Linked DNA regions of Homo sapiens: region 2 is linked to region 1. A link is a loop called in an ENCODE intact Hi-C map of the cell type or tissue named here. Cell type or tissue: dorsolateral prefrontal cortex. All regions are shown on one strand. Each heading gives the region's core, and the rest is flanking DNA. Links, peaks and the distances in the headings are about the cores only. Region 1 overlaps ENOX1 (ecto-NOX disulfide-thiol exchanger 1). Region 2 overlaps ENOX1 (ecto-NOX disulfide-thiol exchanger 1).

The links. A loop is a pair of places that touch in the nucleus more often than their neighbours do. Peaks named below come from ENCODE experiments on the same cell type or tissue, not always from the same donor. Only the 100,000 strongest peaks of a DNase experiment are listed, where the experiment ranks them.
Region 2: it touches region 1 in a loop (4-fold over the local background); 1 of 110 quality-filtered maps calls a loop at or near these places.

What each region holds. Positions count from the first base shown.
Region 1 is chr13:43,324,210-43,329,597 of GRCh38, reverse strand. It overlaps ENOX1 (ecto-NOX disulfide-thiol exchanger 1), which reads left to right. Exons shown (of 17, transcript NM_001347969.2): 10 at 3,073-3,179. Among named protein-coding and RNA genes, the nearest start is that of ENOX1-AS2, 120 kb to the left of the region's middle. In dorsolateral prefrontal cortex, for the core only: no CTCF peak of the experiment used is centred there; a DNase peak (open chromatin) is centred at 3,277; H3K4me3 peaks cover 779 bases; H3K27ac peaks cover 3,613 bases.
Region 2 is chr13:43,409,075-43,414,462 of GRCh38, reverse strand. ENOX1 (ecto-NOX disulfide-thiol exchanger 1) reads left to right here. Exons shown (of 17, transcript NM_001347969.2): 4 at 1,475-1,618; 5 at 2,410-2,547. The coding sequence starts at 1,549. Among named protein-coding and RNA genes, the nearest start is that of ENOX1-AS2, 37 kb to the left of the region's middle. In dorsolateral prefrontal cortex, for the core only: a CTCF peak has its summit at 3,027; a DNase peak (open chromatin) is centred at 2,512; H3K4me3 peaks cover 652 bases; H3K27ac peaks cover 2,643 bases.

The sequences.
Region 1 (5,388 bases), core at 269-5,268:
TGTTGGCCATATCTCTTTGAATTCTGACTTCTTTCTGAACCCCTAATCCATATTTCAGCTCCATTTGGATGGTCTTCAGGCATCTCAAACTCAATACGTCCAAAAGTAAATTCCTTATCTTCTTTCTCAGCCCTCCACCGATGCTTGTTCTCATAGTTTGGGATGTACTTACCAGCTCCAGTCATCGTGGTACCTCGCACCCCTCTTCCTCCTCCCATGTAGCAAGTCAGCTGCCTCCTCCTATCAAGTCTCCCTGTCAAATGACTGCCTGTGCCACACTCCATGCCAGAGCCTCTGCCTTAATTCATTCCTTTGTAATTTCTCCCAAGCCAATCCTACAATATAAAGTTCCCAATCAGAGTTAGCATACATGGTCTCTCTTGATTCATACCTAACACTAGCCCCAGCCCCAGCCCCACAGCTACTTTCACTCATCCTCCCACAACTCTATACCAGCCTTTGAACAGGCCACTCCTGCCTTCTCTGCCAAGCAGGCATTGCTTCACTATTTAAGACTTGGCAGAAATGTTGCCCTATTTGTGGAATGTTTTCTAATGCCACCTATCTACTTAGCTACTCTCTTCTCTTCTCTGTGTCTTCAAAGCTGTCATCTGCACCTCTCTTGCACAGGATAATTATCTGCTTGTCTTTCTTTCTCTTCCGAGACTATGATTGCATCAAAGACAAGACTGGGCCTTGATCATATATTTCTAGCAATTAATCAAGTTCCTGGTAGCTAACAGGAATCCAGATGTTTGTTGAATGAATGAATGAACTGAACTTATGCCTTGGGATATGGTAATAACATGTTCTAAGTAACCGAGGCACTTAGCCACAAACAGGAAATATCTAATAGCACATGGCTTGAGTAGATATTAGGGGATCTCCTTTTACCCCTAAACCTGTGCACTATTGGGCCATTGGGTCCTTCTTCTTAGTTCTTTCTTTTCTGTACTCCTCCAGGTGCATTACTAGTCTTCCTTACCTTCATTCTCTCTGGCCCCTTACACGTTTTTATGAACAGATATACTTTTCTTTAGTGTTTCATTTTTATTAACAGCCTTCTCTGATTGATGTCAGAATTTTCACTATTACCAACCAAACACTCAGTCTCAACCCATATTGTCCTTTCCCCTTAGGACTGGTGTCAGGACATCATAGTTCTTCCTCTTCTAAATGATGCCAAAGAGCTATGTTATTATAAGCAACGAAGCCCATTACTCTTTAATAACCTCTTGATCACCACCCCTGCCAGCCTAGATTTGGGGCTGACTGTTCTGTGTTGCCCCTACAGAAGGCAGCTGAAATTCCCAATGATCCCAGCCTGTGTACAGACAAAACATGCAGAAAGCCCCGGTGATCCACTGGAACAGGTTCTCTCCTCTGCCAGCTGTGCTGCAGGACAGCCAACCAGAGCACTAAGGATCAGTGGTCAGCTGATGGCCAGCACTTAGAGCAGCCCCAGGTGTTTAGTCTGGAGTTTAGTTCTTCCAGTTGAGGTCGAGGAGGGAAGCCACATGTGCCCAAGGAGAGTATGAGACAAATTGAAGGCAAATCCTCCTGTTAAAATTGAGTCAAATAAATTCATCATGTGACATGATGACAGGTTTTGCTAAATAAGGAGATTTGGGGTTGGGATTCTCCTGAAGTGGAAAATAGTAAAAATATTAATAGCAAAAAGATAAAAGCCCTCTGTGAAAATCAGCCATAGATTGAGAAGTAGTTGTTCATCAGCATAGAAAAGTATTCACGATATTGTAAGTGAATGGAATCTGCTTTTTTCCTTCTGCTCCATCATACATTTATTTTGTGTGCTAATTTAAAAATTATGGCACCAAGTGTTGTTCTTCTGTGGGGATTACTCTATTGCTCTTTGACATTCTTTGGACACCAGAAGATTTGGAAGAGCTTTGATGTCCTTTTTTATAATAGAGCCTTGGGAATCACTTATGAAAGATTTATGTTGATGGGGTGTTAGAATCCTTGAGAAGCTAATTTTAACTGAGCCTTCTTAACTAAAAATTTAGAAGTTCAGGTTTAATCATATGATTAATTTAGTGCTTTAATTTCCTTAATCTCATGCTTACTGGATCAATAACTGTTTAAGCAAGATTAAGTCTACAGTTAGTTGGCTCCACCCATAATACCCACTACTAAGAGCCCATGCCTTTGTCTATGTAGTTTTGTTCATAACCCCTCAACATTTACCAGTCCAGTAGCACCAGGCCTGAAAGCAGCAGAAGTACTAAATTAAGTCAAGATAATAGAGTTAGAACTTCAAGTGGTCTGGGAGCCAGAGGGCGGGGAGCCTTGTGAAAGTGATAATGGAATGTGATCATGAGGAGCTATGGAGGGTGCCATATGGTGGTTGAAATAAGACCTGCATGCCAGTGCCACTGGTTGGGTGAGCTTTGGTCTGTCTTGAGGTAGAGGCTATGGTTCCTGTTCCCTGCCAGAGGGCTGGAGGGCTGGCTGCAGTCAGTGCAACAGGGGGAGGAAAAAGGAGCCAAGGAGGAAAAATGGCCCCCTGAGATTGAGGGGAGACATGGCACGGCTATTCATTGTCCCAATTTGGAACTTGGACATGATAATGTCTTGAGAGGACTGTGATTGAGTCCTTGAGATAAAGACCAAAAGAGAAAATGATATGTTTGGCTCTTCCTCGTTCAGCCACTTCTCCCTGACTTCACTTCTCTGCACCCAACCCTTGCATTACTTTGTCTGTATATCTGGATGCCAACACCAGTGTCTATATATCTATAGATCTAGGTATATAGATAGACCAAATCACATATTGAAACAACAGCTAAAGAATGCTTGGAAGTAGATGCCCTTGCCCTTCTCCCGGTCATACTTAGAATTTGTTTTAACCTAAAGTTGTGGAGACAGACTTGAAGGGAGACATCCCCAACCTTGCTAAAATGTAAGTACGAAAGGCACAAATTGGATGGATATTGATGATGTTGTTTCTATTGTGACATCATCCATAGACTCCTAGTGTCTTTGCTTTGCTTCCCTATAGTGATCACAACATAAATTACTTGTCTTGTTTGACTTCCTTGTTCACCAAAGTTGAGCAGATTGTGGCCGTTTTCAACGCTTCTACCAGACAAAAAGCTTGGGACCATTTCTCGAAAGCCCAGCGCAAGAACATAGACATTTGGCGAAAGCATTCTGAGGTTGGTGATTTTATTATTACTTTTTAACCACCATCACACAGCTGGATTGGCAGAGAATAGCATGGCTGCAGCCATGATGGTTTCTGTTATAGTGGGCAGTCCGCCTGCCATTGTCTGATCTCACTGTCAGCTCCAAATGCAGCTGAGATTTGTTCCTTGTCCAGAAAAGCAGCTGACTTAACACTTAGGGAACACAGTGTTTTTCTCCCCTGCAATGGGAGAAAATACTTTTTCCCATTCATAGTAAAGATTTCAGAAATAAACCAAGACACTTTCCCTAGCAAATTATTTTGAAGAAAAATGGAGCTTACAATAGAAAACTGGCTTTTAAATACAGAGGGTTTTTTTTTTTAGTGTTCTACGTGATGATGACAGTTTGCTCTTTGGACAAGTACGCCTTTCCGTCCATATTTTCTTATCATAAGCAACATCTTAGTCCCTATGCTAGCCATTAAGTCCTATTACACTTCTCTCCAGATCCAATGTTGTAAGGGGAGTGAATATCTAGGCCAACTGGGTCCACCCATCAGCAACCATGCATGTGTGAAGTGAGTATCTACCCCCAAGAGAACAGTCTAGAATTTGACCTCCTTGCCACTTAGAAGGACCAAAATGTGTCATTAGTCACTGGTCGTCCAGCTGTTATTTTTAACTCCACAGAGTAGTGTACGCTTTGAACCTGTAATTTAAAAGTAAGTATACTGTCTTTGCTTCTTTTTTTTAATGAAAGAATGTTTTTCATTTGGATGCCTCTCCATCTCTAGCATGTTAATATTAAAGTTCTCTAAATGACATTCCCCTCTTTCAAAATCCCAAACTTATGGAAGGTAAGGTTTATTTATTTAATGATTTTGGCTTACACTTGTAAAATAAGTATTTTATATAGAGTTTGAGGAATCACAAAGTACTATGATATCAATCATTTGGGTAGCATTTTAAGTGCCCATTAACTAATGCTAAATTACAGTTGAATACCAATAGCACTAGATGTAATATCCACATGAATACCAAATGAATTCTTTATTATCACTGTTATTATGGTGAATACCGAATGACTTCACAATAATGTGACACTTAAAATGCTAGTGCAATTTATTGTTAAGAAGGACATTTTTTAGTTTGTTCACTAATGCCTACGGTGGTTGGTGACTGATACAGTTCTGTTTTTCTGTTCAGGATTATGAGTAAGGAAGAGGTGGGATTTCTCTTTAATTTTTCAGGGGCCAGAAAAATGAAGGGTGCTTACCTGATGTTCTCCCTGACTCTGACTTAAGACTGAGGTCAAGGCTGATTTTCAAGATTAAAAAAAAAAGAGTCCTCTGTTTGTGATGCAGTAGACAAACTGAGGGTTATGAAAACACAAATTGGAGTCCATAAACTATGATTCAGATTTGGGAATGATCAGTCTGTGAATTATTTATTTTTTCACATAAAAACCAAACATGATTAAAAGGAATGTTGAGAGAAAGGCTGGTGGCCTGCTGCCGAATAAACCTGAGCATAAAAAGGCCATCATTAGAATGTGAGTGTCAGCAAATGTCACATATTGATCTGAATCACACTTCCTGCCATGTCTGCCTCAACTTCTCACCTTCGCTTAACCCTGCCTCCTCTGCGTGGGTGTGGTGGGGAGCAGGACGTGTGAAGGCTTCCATGCAGGTCTAAGGAGCCTGCTTGCTTTGTTTGGTACTAGGAGACAGAAATGATGCTCCAGAAGGACAGATGGAGTGCAGCTGTCAAAGGTGCTCCTGCGAAGGGTCTTTTTGCCTTCCTGCTACTTTCCCCACCTCTTTTGATATACATTAGGCCACAGAATTCTAAATTAGCTGTGATTTTCTCTTGCATGTCGCTGAATTGATTAAATACCAGTTGGTAATTTAACATTGTGGATGATTTCTCAGTTGCGTATAAGCTTGATAATTGGCTTGATTTTTTCCCACATTCCCATGTACAGCATCTGTTAATTATCTGCAACACCTCTACAGATTTATTAGAGTGTACTAGTGATTTAATGCTGAACCAGAGGCACCCTGTGGAAACACCCTCAGCTCTTTTTCCTCAATTTTTTTTTCTTTTCCACCACCCTTTCCCACAAGAACAACTACCATATGACAGTTTGTCATTAATCGCAGGGACTAAACAACAGTCCCTTTCAGCCTCATTTATTCTTTCCACCTGACTTTTCCTTGTTTCAAGTGTTAAGCCACCT
Region 2 (5,388 bases), core at 162-5,161, 85 kb before region 1:
GCACAATACACATGCAGGTTCTGAGTTCATTTGGATAGTATAGTGGGAAGGAATAAAATATTTATTCTCAGTACAATTTGCTTCCAAAGTTAGAATCATTCACTGTTGGATGATGATGATGATTCATCTTCCTGACAGACAATTGGAAAAAAATTCCACACTATCTTACATACCCCTCTAGTTGAGGGCTAGGGATTTGTTGAGACCATAAAAACTATTTGCTCATTATTCACCTGTTGTTGAGAATTGAACCCTTAGCTTCCATTTGAATTAAACTTCTGCTCAACTGATCAGAAGTTCTTTTTGACAGTGCAGTGCTCAAGGAATTACTGATTCTTATACCTAAGAATGAAAGAAACAAAAAGACATGCCATAAAAGGTTCGAACTTCACATTAGATACACTGTCAAACCATAAGATCTAATTCTAAAATCATCATTAACAGGAACATGGTTTAGAAAAACTTCTAAATTTATACTAAAATAAAAATAAATATTTAGACTTAGTTGTTATATCTAATCTACTTAAGATCAAACTTGTCATGCCACTCATCTGAGTTTTGAAATGGTGAAAGTGCACTTAAAATACATGTGAAAGCTCTGTTTTTGCATTTCTAAGGGTGGAGAGAAGGCATAGCATTTTATAAATAGTGTGAGATTGAGAAGAACTTTGTAACTTTAATGTTTAATTGTTATATTTATTAGATAAGTGCATTAAAAGACTATATATAAATATATATATATAAATATATATAAATATATAAAAATATATATATATATAAGCTGGGCAATTCTAAGGAAAATTCAAACCAAAAAGTTGTGGCCAGTTAAATTATCTTTCCAATGAGCTGAAAAAACCAAATGCTCTTCCTTTGCCTCCCTAACACCCTCTAGATCTTCCTTTATGGACAGCATGCCATTCTTCTCTTCTGCCTTTCCTGACTATTGTAATTTAGGTACCCTCCTTTTCCAGCTGCATGGTGAATGGGTTCTTCCTTTTTCCTTCCTCCTCCCAACTTTTTTCCCTCTCTGAATACATTCCACAGACGACCATCTTCCAAAGTAACAGCATCAATTAATTTTTTAACTTAAAAAAATCTTCTTTAGCCCTGACTCTGCCCTCTCCATTGATGTGTAGTGTGTGTGGAAAAGGCTGTGCAGGGACTGATAAGCCCCCATTTGTGAAGGTGCTTCAGTAGGAAGCAAGGCCTTTGAGGTACTCACAAATGGGGCTGTTTATTCAGCCAGCCCAGGCTCCTGGTGAGTCGATGAGTTGACCCACACATCTCACAGGGCTCTAAGGTTTTAACTGAGCCACAAGACAGCCGCTGAGCGATGGGAAGCAGCATTTCTTCTGTGCCTGAGACTGGAAATCGGTCTTTGTTTTTGATTTTGAATAGATAACAGTTTGTTCCTTGACGTTTTATCTCAGTTAACTATTAAGGTTTCTCACCACACTTCTGTCCCGTTTTGCAGAATCTGATGACCTCCGAGGGGACCCTGCACTCAGCCATCAAAGTGTTCCTGCCCCTCTGGACACTCATAATTCAATGGTAGATGCAGGTGGAGTTGAGAACATCACCCAGCTTCCCCAGGAGCTTCCTCAGATGATGGCTGCAGGTAAATGCCAGTGGCCAGCACAGGACACAAACAAGGATTTTTTGAGTTCTTAGTGGAAAAGCTTGCCCCACCTTGAAAAATATGCATTGAACCAGGAGCCTGGGCCCATAAAGAAATCAGTCTGTAGAACTAGTGAAAATGAAAGAGCACTAAGTCAAATTTGACACATTCTTCTGTTTTGTTTTGTGTTTTCTTAAGCTTTGTGCTACCTGTTTTTAAATTTGATTTATTTATTTAGAAATCCTTCAGAAAAGTCACGTTAGGTAGACACCTGTATTTTCTTAGTGTAATAATGTAAAAGTTTGTAAAGGAAGGAATAGATTACGAGGTAACACTTAATAAATTCAGTCAGGACCAGTTCTACTGCTTGACAACTATTTTCTTATTAGATAGAAGGCCTGCCTGCTCAAGAATTACACCTAGAAACAGTAAGCCAATTAACTTGTTTTACCAAGAGAGTATTACTGCTTTGCCTCTCAGCCTTGTGACTTAACTAACGTTGTTTCACTGGGAGAAGGAAACAATTCTTCGATTTTTTTCCAGGGGTACCTCCTTAATAGCATGCTGTGTATAATATAAACTACATGTCATTAAGTTTTCTCCCAGAAAGTATTTGGAAACACTTTGTGTTTATGTCTAGAGAAAACATTGCTGCAGATTATAGTTCTTTATTTTTTTTTTGTAGTTTGGGAATGTGCTAAATGAAGCCTCACATATCTAGAAATGTGATTTTCTTTAAAACAAACACCCTTGCCTATGGACTCTAAATCATGGTTTGTTTTTCCCCACAGCAGCCGATGGTTTGGGGAGTATAGCGATAGACACGACCCAGCTCAACATGTCCGTGACAGATCCCACAGCCTGGGCTACAGCCATGAATAACCTGGGCATGGTTCCCGTAGGGTTGCCTGGACAGCAGCTCGTGTCTGGTAAGCTTTCTCCTGGTTTCAGAGATGCTTGCAGCAGTGCCGAAGGGTGTAGGTGACAGGTGCCTGGTAATCTCTCTGTACCGCGAGTGTTGGACACAGTCTTTTATTTATGACTGGGGCATGTTTGGCAAGTTGTACTTGAGATTCTTTTCCTCATCACCTTTCTCTTCTGCCTAATAGCCTTGTTCTCAGAAAAAGCCACACTAACTGTTATTGCTATACACAGTCTTGCAACATCAATTGCGTTTTTTAAAATTGGTAAATAGAATGGCTAATATTTGCTTTCCAATTTGCAAAACTCATTCACCTACATTATCCCATTTGATTGCACTGTCTTCCCTTTATGATAGGTAGATATTTCTTTTTGTTATTGCTCTTGTTAATGTTTCCATTTTACAAATAGAGAAACAGAAGAGCAGAGTTTCGGTGACTTTTCCAGCATTGAAATGGCAGAGCTATAAACTCAGCTCAGCTGACACTAAATTCCCTGTTTTCTGTCCACCACGTGGTGAAATCCTAATACAATGCATGCATTCAGCAGAGAAAATGTTTAGAAATACCACAAAGTCAAAAGTCATCTAAAAGATTTAACCATTGAATTTAACAGGTGTTTGCTGAGGATTTTACATGTGTCCTGTAAAAAGTGCTTTGAGAAATAGAATAAATATATATGTATATAAGTGTCTTTGAAGAGCCTTTCTCTCTAAATTGAAAAAAACAAAACAAAACACCAACACCTGAAAAACAATGATAAAAATGATGTGTAGAGTCAGGTGTGTTAAGTAGTGGTGCACACTGGTAATATAATAATCAGATCGGTCACTGGGGCTTTGAGGAAAGATGTTATCAGGAAGGTGGGGCTTGAGCTAAGTCTGGAGAGATGAGTAGGATTTGTATATTCACTCACTCATTCATTCATTCAACAAATACTCATTGAGCCGCTGTCTGGTGCAGGGGCTCCCGCAGTAAACAAGACAAGTATGGTCTGCCCTCTCAGAATTTATAGTGGAGAGGTGACAACCAGGTATTATGCAGTAGTCATTGTTACAGTGGCAGAAGAAAAATTCACTTTTTGGCCATCAAAGTAGGTGAGGGTAGATGGTGTTCATTAAATAGAAACCAATCGCATTTGGAATGTGCTAAGTTCTACTCCCACATACCTGTGCACTTCATGCTGAGTTGACCAAGCATTTGTTTTTTGTTGTGTTTCTTTTTGGTCAATAGTGGCCATAAATGAAAAATTCCAAATTAACTGTAGTAATATGTGTGTGTGTGTGTGTGTGTGTGTGTACATGTGTGTATGTGTATATGTGTATACACATATATATAATATATATGGTTTCTTTTTTAATATAATAAGAAAGAATATGAAAATGGATAAGAGACCAGGGAAAGTAGGAGACAAAGGAAATACAAAGGCTGAGTTTTAAAACATTATATTTAGGATATTTATTAAGTTCTTCAAAATGCTATCAAATTCATACAATTGAAGATTAGTCTGCTCTAGGGAGGTAGGTGTACATAAATGACATTTTCTATGGCTTGAACATGTGTTTATCCCAGGCCCCTTTTCCCTAAAGCTTACATAGACAGATACTTTCTTCTAATAACTTGAAAGTAAAGATTTCTATTTTTCCACCCACATTTCCCCAGCTGCCTAATTGAAATATTCAGAGAGCAGAAGTTACTTACTCTCGTCTCACCTCCTACTTCTCTCAGAAAATGTAGTACGACTTCTAGAGTAAGCCAAAACCTTCATAATTCATTATTTTTTCTTGTAATTTTGAGTCTTCTGACGTTTTAACCATGACCAATTTATGATTTTCCCAGCAACTTGCCATGAAAAGAATTACAGCCCTACGCGTTATAGAAGATTTACCGTATCTGCCCCAAATTACTTTTTCTATCTCCTGTGTTAGCCAAATTGCTTAAACTGTTTTTGAGCCTTTCAGGGTCTTTCTGGGCTTCCCTTCATCATTTACACGGCCTGATAATTTAACTGCACTTTGCTTTGTTCTCAGGGCCACCAGCCGACTACATTCCTTGATACAATCTCAGGGTCAGGTTCTGTTGTGTTTGGTTAGTGCTTATTTATTTTATTCCAGTCTTTTTTCTGTGTATTTCAATCATACTGAATATAACATTTTCTATTATGCATTTTTAACATCTTATCCTAAACTATTTTTCCATTGTATTCTTTTATATTAAAAATTTAAAAATAATTCATCAAATCTCTAGATTACTTAACCATTCTACTATTTACATTTAGGCTGTTTCCATTTTTTCACTGTTACTAGCCAAGTTTCTTTAAAGAACTTAGTCTCCCTGAGCATGCAAAAACATCTTACCTTTTCTATAAAATGGTGATCATATCTACTTCATGGAACTGCTGTGAGATTTAAATGGGATAATTTATATAACCTCCATATGGTAAGCATACATTAAATATTCTTCTTACTCCTTTGTTCTTATTTCTTTCTTTCTCCTTTCTGCTTTTTTTAAAGCAAATAATATTTTGCTTTAAAACATTGCAGTGGACATTTTTATGCATGGGGCTTTTTAGCTGTTAGAATTATTTCCATTGGATAGACTCCTACATGTGGAACTAGTACATCAAAAGAAATGAGCATTTTCAAGTTTCTTGTTAAGTACTGGTCAATTAATTCCCAAACTATACATATGGACTTAATATTTACTAATTTGATATGCAAAAATGGCATCCTATTATTTTATCTTAAATTATTCTATAACTACCCTTGTTTATTTCCTTATTCTCCTTCATTTTCTATTCACATTTTCTCTTTTGTAAATAATTATTCTCACACTGTATCCATTTATCAA